Regions from separate parts of the Homo sapiens genome. Here region 1 is linked to region 2. A link is an interaction called in ENCODE POLR2A ChIA-PET data of the cell type or tissue named here. Cell type or tissue: Panc1. All regions are shown on one strand. Region 1 overlaps FGGY (FGGY carbohydrate kinase domain containing). Region 2 overlaps FGGY (FGGY carbohydrate kinase domain containing).

Region 1 (4,000 bases), 330 kb after region 2:
ATACATTGCTGATGGAAATGTAAAATACAGCCACATCTTACCACACAACCCGGCAACTTCAATACAAAATATTAACAAACCAAATAAAATAAAATAAAAACATACATCAACACAAAGAATTGTATGTGAATATTCATAGCAGCATTATTGATATTCCCAAGCTGAAAACCAACCAAATATCCATCATAGTTTAACCAACTGTTAAATAAAGTATTGTATATCCATATAACAGAATACTACTCAGCAAGAAAAAGGAACTACTGATATATGTAACAACATGGATGATCCTTAAAAACATTATGCTAAGTGAAAAGAGCCAGATATAAAAGAAAGCACGCTATGTGATTCTATTTATATAAAATTTCTAAAAAGAACACCTATAAAGACAGAAAGCGCCTCTGACTGGGGCTTGGGGTTGACTGCAAACAGGTGTAAGGAAACTTTTGGAGTAATAAGTGTTCTAAAACTGGAGTAGGTGATGATTGCACCACTGTATAAATTTACAAAATAACAGCATTATACATTTACAATGGCTGGATTTTATGATATATAAATCATACATCAAGCTGTTAAATACTTTTAAAACGAGTTGAGCTATGAAAGATAAAATGGAAAGACATCCATGATATATTAGTAAGGTTTTAAAAAAAAGAATATGCAACAAATTGTTAATAGTGGTTGCTCCTGAGGGTGGAACTGCAGGAGGAGGATATAGATTTTACACTTGTTTGTATAATTTTTAAAGTTGTAGAATAATAGATTTATCGATTAATTCTATTTTTTATTTTTGTTTCTATGGTTTCCTTTATAGAAAAAGCATGAGCGACCAGTTTCTATTAACTTAAAACATGACTACAACCTTTTAAATCCCATAAAAGTCAACTCAAAAATGTCCATCCTCATTTAGTGAAATTCACCTTAAAATATATAATTATTTTTTTCCTGTTTGGAAATACCAGATTTATAATTTAGAATTCCATTTCTTACTATTTAACATGTTCCTCAAACAAGAGCTTCACATAATTATGAGAAATGTCCAAAAAAGAAAAGCAGTAATTTTTTTCAAGTCATATTAATAAAGCATTGCCATATATTGAACATCTACTATGTGCCATATGTTTGACATACATATTATTTAATCCTTACAAAGCCCTCCAAAAGAAACATTTAATATTAGTTTTTCATGAAAAACAAGTGGGGGCCGGGTGCAATGGCTCACGCCTGTAATCCCAACACTTTGGGAGGCCAAGACGGGAAGATCACTTGAGGTCAGGAGTTTGAGACCAGCCTGGCCAACACGATGAAACCCCATCTCTACTAAAAAATACAAAAACTAGCCAGGTGTGGTGCCATGTGCCTGTAGTCCCAAATACTAGGGAGGCTGAGGCAGGAGAACTGCTTCAACCCAGGAGGCAAAGGTTGCAGTGACCCAAGACCATGCAACTGTACTCCAGCCTGGGCGACAGAATGAGACTCCATCTCAAAAAAAATAAAACAAAATAAAAGAAGTGGATGATTGGCGAGGGAAAGGGTGAACAGCAGGCACAGAGAGGTTAAGGAACTTGCACTTGTCACACAGCCAGTAGATTGCAGAGCCAGAATTCAAACTCAGTGTCTATTTTCTTTCCATTATACCATACTGCTCACCTCTGTCATCAGATAATTTCCTGTTGCCCAAGAGACTCATCCTGTGGAAAGGACATGTGATCTAGAGAACACTTGCTGCTGACCCATCTGTGACTGCTGGTAGTACCTTGACCCACAGTACCAAGTGAATACCCAGATGCCTTCACCACACTGATCTATCTAGACTTACAGTGTGAGGACCAAACCCATTTCCTGACAGGCAGTATGGCCTCATGACAATGAGTCACAAAGACTTGAATTCAAATCCTAGCTCTGCCACCATGGCTACGTGGCTGAAGGCAAGTTACACAATTCTAGCCATTGCAACTCCTCTCTTGCTTTGCTGGTTCATGTTTCTATAGCATTTACAGGTATGGCTATTTCTGCCTGGAATGTCCTTACAACTTGGCTTGGAAATCACTGGATAGTAGTTAAATCAGCGACTTTGGGGGCAGAAGACCTGAGTCTGAAATCTGGTTCTACTATTTCCGAGTTATATAACTTTGTGAAGTCAGATAAGCAGCTTCCTTGGCAGTACAAAACTATTACCTAAACCTGCATCTCCCAATGATATGAGAATTCAGCAAAATAAGGTGTGATGAGCTCAACATCTGGCATCAGTGCACAGTAAGTAGCAGTTTATATTAGAGCAAATTAGTTGCTTCAAATCTTTCCATGTGGGATACCAATCAATCAATCACCCAGCCCTAACTTCTACTTGCTATGTGGCCCAATTGGCTTCTGTGCCCAGAAAGTGCATGTCTGACTTGGGTAAGCCCATCTCACACAGGTCTGCAGTTAGTCAAAAGAGGACTTGGGTGAGAAAATATAGATGACTCAAACTCCATACCACAAGGCAGTTTGGGAGTAGAAACAAACACAGGATGTGGTGTCCAAAGAACTTCCTTCTGGTGCCAACTCCACCACTTCTAGGTCAGGTAATCCTGCACTAACTCCATCAACTTTCTGAGCCTCAGTTTCCTGAGTGAGAGATACCTCCCAAGTAAGAATCAAAGGCTTTGAATGGGATCAGTGGAGTCTGAAATTACTTTGAAACCAGTAAACCTTTATAGAAAATAGGATAGGAAATGCACTCAATGCCTTATTGTGTTCATGGAATGTTTTTATGTACAAAGCACAGCATGCTTGCTCTCTGTGTCACGTAAGCACATATAAAAATGACAAGCAAAAAGAGTAGGAATAGAAAAAATTGGATAGACTCAAATCTTTCTAAGAATCATGGCGGGAGTAACCTAGTAGGAGCAAGGAAAATATTTTCTTCAATGTATGTTATGAATCCCCTCAACAGACCTACAGAGTGCTCAATATTACAATCATGGCCTTCAGTCACAAAGACTCAGCGTCTCTATCTTTCAAACAGAGACCTCTCACAAGAAACTGGAAGAGTAACTGTGGCATGCATTTAAACCTGATCTAGCTAGGTAGCCACTACTATTTCCCCAGCCTTACAAGGAAATGCCTTATGATCATGCTCATCCACAGCTGAGGAACATCGCCATTCCCAACCCCTCACCCCACACCATCTAAACCATCCCAGAAAGATGACTGTCAGAGTCACACTACCCAGAAGGCCTCTGGGGCTTGACCTGGTGACCTAAGAATTCTTTTTTATATTCTTATTAATGGAAGAAGAAAGCAGCCCAGTAATCTCATTGTAACAGCTTGGAATCAAGAGAATTTCCCTAGCTAGAGAGAAAGCACATTGCTCTTCTAAAGAATTTCCAGAGAAAGAGATTTCTGCAACCTCATTTGGTAACCTGTTCCATGTCTAACAACTGTCAACTCGTAGCTATGGGGCAGCAAACAAATATTTGGGGAAGGGATTGTGTATCACTTTCTTCTTATTGTGGGAAATGGTTCAATTCTGCATGTGTTTTAAATCAGCAAGATCTGCCATATTGGGTGGGGAGATGGTGTTTCTTAGAAACCCTCCAAACTGAGAACTGGAGGGTCAGATGCATACCTGGTTTTATCCTTAGCTCTATTTAGAGCAAGGGTCAAAGCCTGGGGCTTCATAGACATAATCCAGCTTGCAGTAGAGTTCTGAGTGGCAGGTACTGTATTCTTTTAAATCTTGATTTGAATGCCTTTGTCAGCTTTGGGGGCGTGCGAGGAGTTATGCAATCACCAGTTCCCTCAGGCTCCATCACTACCTGTTGGTTACACAGTTCAATCACTCACTTAGCCATAAGTCCTTAGCGAAAATAATCAAGCCCCTTCTAGGGTCAGGCTGTGCAGAATTTTCTCTTCTAGGTATTGGAAAAACAATGGAGAGAAAAACTTTTTTTTTTAATCCTTGCTCTTTTGGAGATTACATTTTAGTAGGGATAGACAATACCCAATAAATCAAATA
Region 2 (4,000 bases):
GCATAAAGAAGGTGAGATCCAAGGCTTCAGGGTGGCTAAGGGCTAAAATTACCGCTGCTATTGCCTGAAACCAGGTAGTGGTTCTCTAAAAGGAGACTTCTGAGCCAAATCCATTCCCTGGTTGTTTCAGGGCTTCACCATATTTTCAATTCAGCCTTGTGTCTCAGTTCTTGTGCATTAATATCTTCCTAATATGCATTATCCTCATGTCTGTCTTGCTAAGTTCATTAAACTCAGTAAAAACCATTATTGCCTTAGAGTTATGGAAGTGAATCTCAATGTAGAATTCTTCAGTTTTAGATAGGATAGTTGAACATCTGAAAAATCTTAATTTACTTGAAAGTTCAAAAACTAGAGTTCGAAAATCAAAATTTATTTGGGATAAGGACTAAAAACAAAAAGATGAACTGTGATGTGGCCATAAGGGGGCAGCCACATGGTGATGTTTGAGAAAGGGGCTCCAGAAAAAATAGAGGAAGAGGATTTTTTGGTGGGTAGCAAGTCTTTGAAATGTTTAGAGATTGAGCAATCTGGGGAGATGTCACAGTCCTAAGTGTAGACCTGGGAGTGAATTGCTAAAAAGGAGGGAAGAGAAGTCAGAAGAGATAAGAAAGTCAAGGATCTGGGAGGACAATGTGTCTCCACAGATGGCACAGCCACCAAGAAGAAGGCATGAGCCAATATCTTGGTTTTTAGTGAAAGTGTGACAGTATTGTTCAGGTTGAAACCTAGGAATGTAGTGAGGGAGAGGAGGTGTTTTAGCTGAGGGCAAGAAGAATCGGAGTTTAGCCAAGGTAAGGAATAGGGTTTTGGGCCGGGCGCGGTGGCTCACGCCTGTAATCCCAGCACTTTGGGAGGCCAAGGCGGGCGGATCATGAGGTCAGGAGATCGGGACCATCCTGGCTAATATGGTGAAACCCCATCTCTACTAAAAATACAAAAAAATAGCTGGGCGTGGTGACGGGCACCTGTAGTGCAAGCTACTTGGGAGGCTGAGGCAGGAGAATGGTGTGAACCTGGGAGGTGGAGCTTGCAGTGAGCCGAGATCACACCATTGCACTCCAGCCTGGGCAATAGAGCAACACTCCATCTCAAAAAAAAAAAAGGAACAGGGTTTTGGAAGTCAGCAGGATGCTGCCCTGACCTCACGTCTTAGGGGGGTTGGGGGTAGAGGGCAAATGGAGCCTCCTTTGACAAGGCTGTCTGGGGAGCTGTCACCCCAGGGGATGGGGGAACCTGGGGACAGGAGTGGTCAGAGGGTGATCTGGGAACCATAGGACATGAAATCCTAATTGGTTTGGCATAAATCATGAGGGACAGGGGCAGTTCAGGAGCAAAAGGCACAGCAGTTCTAGCCCAGAGGTCTTGAGGGTTTGTTGAAGCTATTCATGAATCTGGTAAAAATATGGATTAGGTAAAACCTGGGCCTCCATAAACAATCTACAGATGTAGTGTGTTTAAAAAAATTCAAACATGTTGTGCCATATAAGGCCAGATCCTACATACTAACTAGGGCTGATTATTCCCAGATGTTCTTTGTTAAGCTTTTTGGGGGGTCATGAACCCCCTTGAGAATATGCCAAAACCTACTGACCTCCCCAGAAAAAAAAAGTCACATACAAAATAGTACTATAAATAATTTCAGGAGGTCTACAGATGCCTGAAGTCCATCATGGATCATTTGATGCCTGTGGATTCTGGGCAACCCCAGTCTGCTCTAACGGCATGAATTGTAGTAGCTAAGAGCATGAGTTTTGAATTCAAAAAACCCAGGCTGGCATTTAGGCATTTCACATATTTCTTGTACCTTAACCTTTCTATAACTCAATTGCCATTTTTTTTTTTGCCATGGGAATAATAGTATCATATTCATTTAGTTAAAAATTCTATAGATTGTCAGAAATGTCAACATGCAAAAAAATTAAAAATGTGGTCTTAGGCTTGATGAAATCTAGTAATACCTACCATACAAGTCTGCTGCTGTAGGCAGCAAAGGTAAAACTTGTAGAAGTGTCCAGCTCACGAAAGGTGCATACAAGGAGAGTTCTTCTGGTTATCAACTATATGCTAGGCACTCTGCTATGCACTTTAATAGCATCTCTAATCTTAAGGCAAATGTGAAACCTGCATATTGTTTTCTCCACTTAGGAGATATATAATTTGACTAAGCAATACAGTCTGTATGGAATGGGAGAATTGCTGTCTCCTAATTTGTATGGAAATGTCAGGAAAAACTGGTATCTTTGATATTTCTAAAACCAGGGACCTAGGGGCTTGCGATTAGCAGGCCTGAGACAAGAATAAAACAAAGCACATTTCCTGGGAAAAGGAAAGAAATGATCCGAATGAGAGGCACTCCCTCGAGAGGGGCTGTGACAGACAGCCTGTCTCTCCCCCATGTGGTATTGTCGGCTGGAATTTCCCACTCAGTCTGGCGGTTCCTTAGAGGACCTTCCCTTTCGGTGTCCCAGACTCCAATCTGTGTAATACTCCACCCTACTGAAATGCCCCACCAAAGGGCTTTGTGTGAAAATGATTTTGTGCTCACCTTTCTGGAAAAAATGTTTTCACAGAGAAATTTAAATTAAAATTAGGCTATTCCACTGGGAATGTACAGAACCGAATGCAAATCAAGAGACTTCAAATGCAAATAGTACCTTTTAAGGGTCTGTTCTGCAAAGAAAACTATAGATGAACAGGCTATGGATAAACCGGGTGGTTGACAGGTCTTTCAATTAAGCATGATCAAGAGAGAATTTTACTTCATGGAGGGTTTTGCACAGTCCCAAGTTAACTTGATTACAATCCTCTTTAATTTCATTTCACCCCTACAAAACAGCACCCAAAGATATGACTATATATAGAGAGAAATTTGCTTAACTTTCAGTTGACCGACAACAAATAAGTGCTCCGGCAATATTCAGGGCTAATGAAACAACATTTTTTTTTCCCAAGTTGAACATTATGGGAAAATATCTGTTATCAGAATACCTCATTAAAATGCACATTTTTTTGCCTAAAAGATCAGCACATCCAGATACATTTGCAAAACAGACTGAACCCCTCACAATTCACTTGACTCCACAAAAAAGGCTTATTGAAAAAAATCTCTGTCTTAAAATGCCTTCCTTTCATGGTATTATAAAGGTCATTAAGACAATGGACAGAATAAATATGATAGCTTTTAATACATGTACGGCCCATTAAATACAAGATTGATTTTCCAAGTGTGTGGTACTTGAGAAAATGTAGCTGGCTTTTTTTCTTCCCCTCTCCTGCCCGCATTAAGTTTAACCTCATTTATACATTTCTGGACTTCTGCTGCAGTACTCTTACCAGGAAAGGAACCTCTGTGAGACAATCCTGGCCAAATTAATGATATTTTCTAATATATATTAAGTAAAAACGATTCTTAGGAATATCTGAAAGCTTATTTCACCCATGTAGCTTTTACAAACAGATCAAAGGAAAATGCAGCATGGTAAAGTGGAAAGAGCAGAAGCCTGGGAGTGAGATGGAGAAAGGTTCAGATTCCAACTACCATACTCTAGCTGTTTGACCTCGGCAAATGGTCCTCCCCTTGTCTGTAAAATGAGAACAAACCCACCTACTTACAGGGTTACAGTGTTAAGCTACCAGTAGGCAAGGCACCGTCTTTGGTGCCTGGCACACAGTCGTGTCTGACGAAAGGTAACTGTCATTACCACTATGTGATGGTGCCCCTTGGTCCCTCCTGTTTGCCTCATCCTTCATGTCCTCCTCTTAGCATGTGCTCAAAAGGGGGAATATCACACCACTCTGATTTTCCAAGATTATTCATTTCAATATAAGCTATTCATTCTATGACTCTTTTATACAATAACATTAACAAATCTGAAAATAAAAGTTCCTCAATACAGTCAAATGTCCTTTAACCATGGGAATACATTGTGAGAAATGCATTGTTAGGTGATTTTGTCATGCAAACATCATAGAGTGTACTTCCACAAACCTAGATGGT

Evidence for each region. ChIA-PET counts read pairs that join two places held together with the same protein. Peaks named below come from ENCODE experiments on the same cell type or tissue, not always from the same donor. Only the 100,000 strongest peaks of a DNase experiment are listed, where the experiment ranks them.
Region 1: POLR2A ChIA-PET joins it to region 2 with 5 read pairs; 2 of 35 experiments call an interaction of 5 or more read pairs at or near these places.

Annotation. Positions count from the first base shown.
Region 1 is chr1:59,331,643-59,335,642 of GRCh38, reverse strand. The region is part of intron 2 of FGGY (FGGY carbohydrate kinase domain containing); the gene reads right to left. Among named protein-coding and RNA genes, the nearest start is that of FGGY, 37 kb to the right of the region's middle. In Panc1, no CTCF peak of the experiment used is centred here; a DNase peak (open chromatin) is centred at 2,462.
Region 2 is chr1:59,662,785-59,666,784 of GRCh38, reverse strand. All of the region lies in intron 12 of FGGY (FGGY carbohydrate kinase domain containing), which reads right to left. Among named protein-coding and RNA genes, the nearest start is that of MIR4711, 69 kb to the left of the region's middle. In Panc1, no CTCF peak of the experiment used is centred here; no DNase peak of the experiment used is centred here.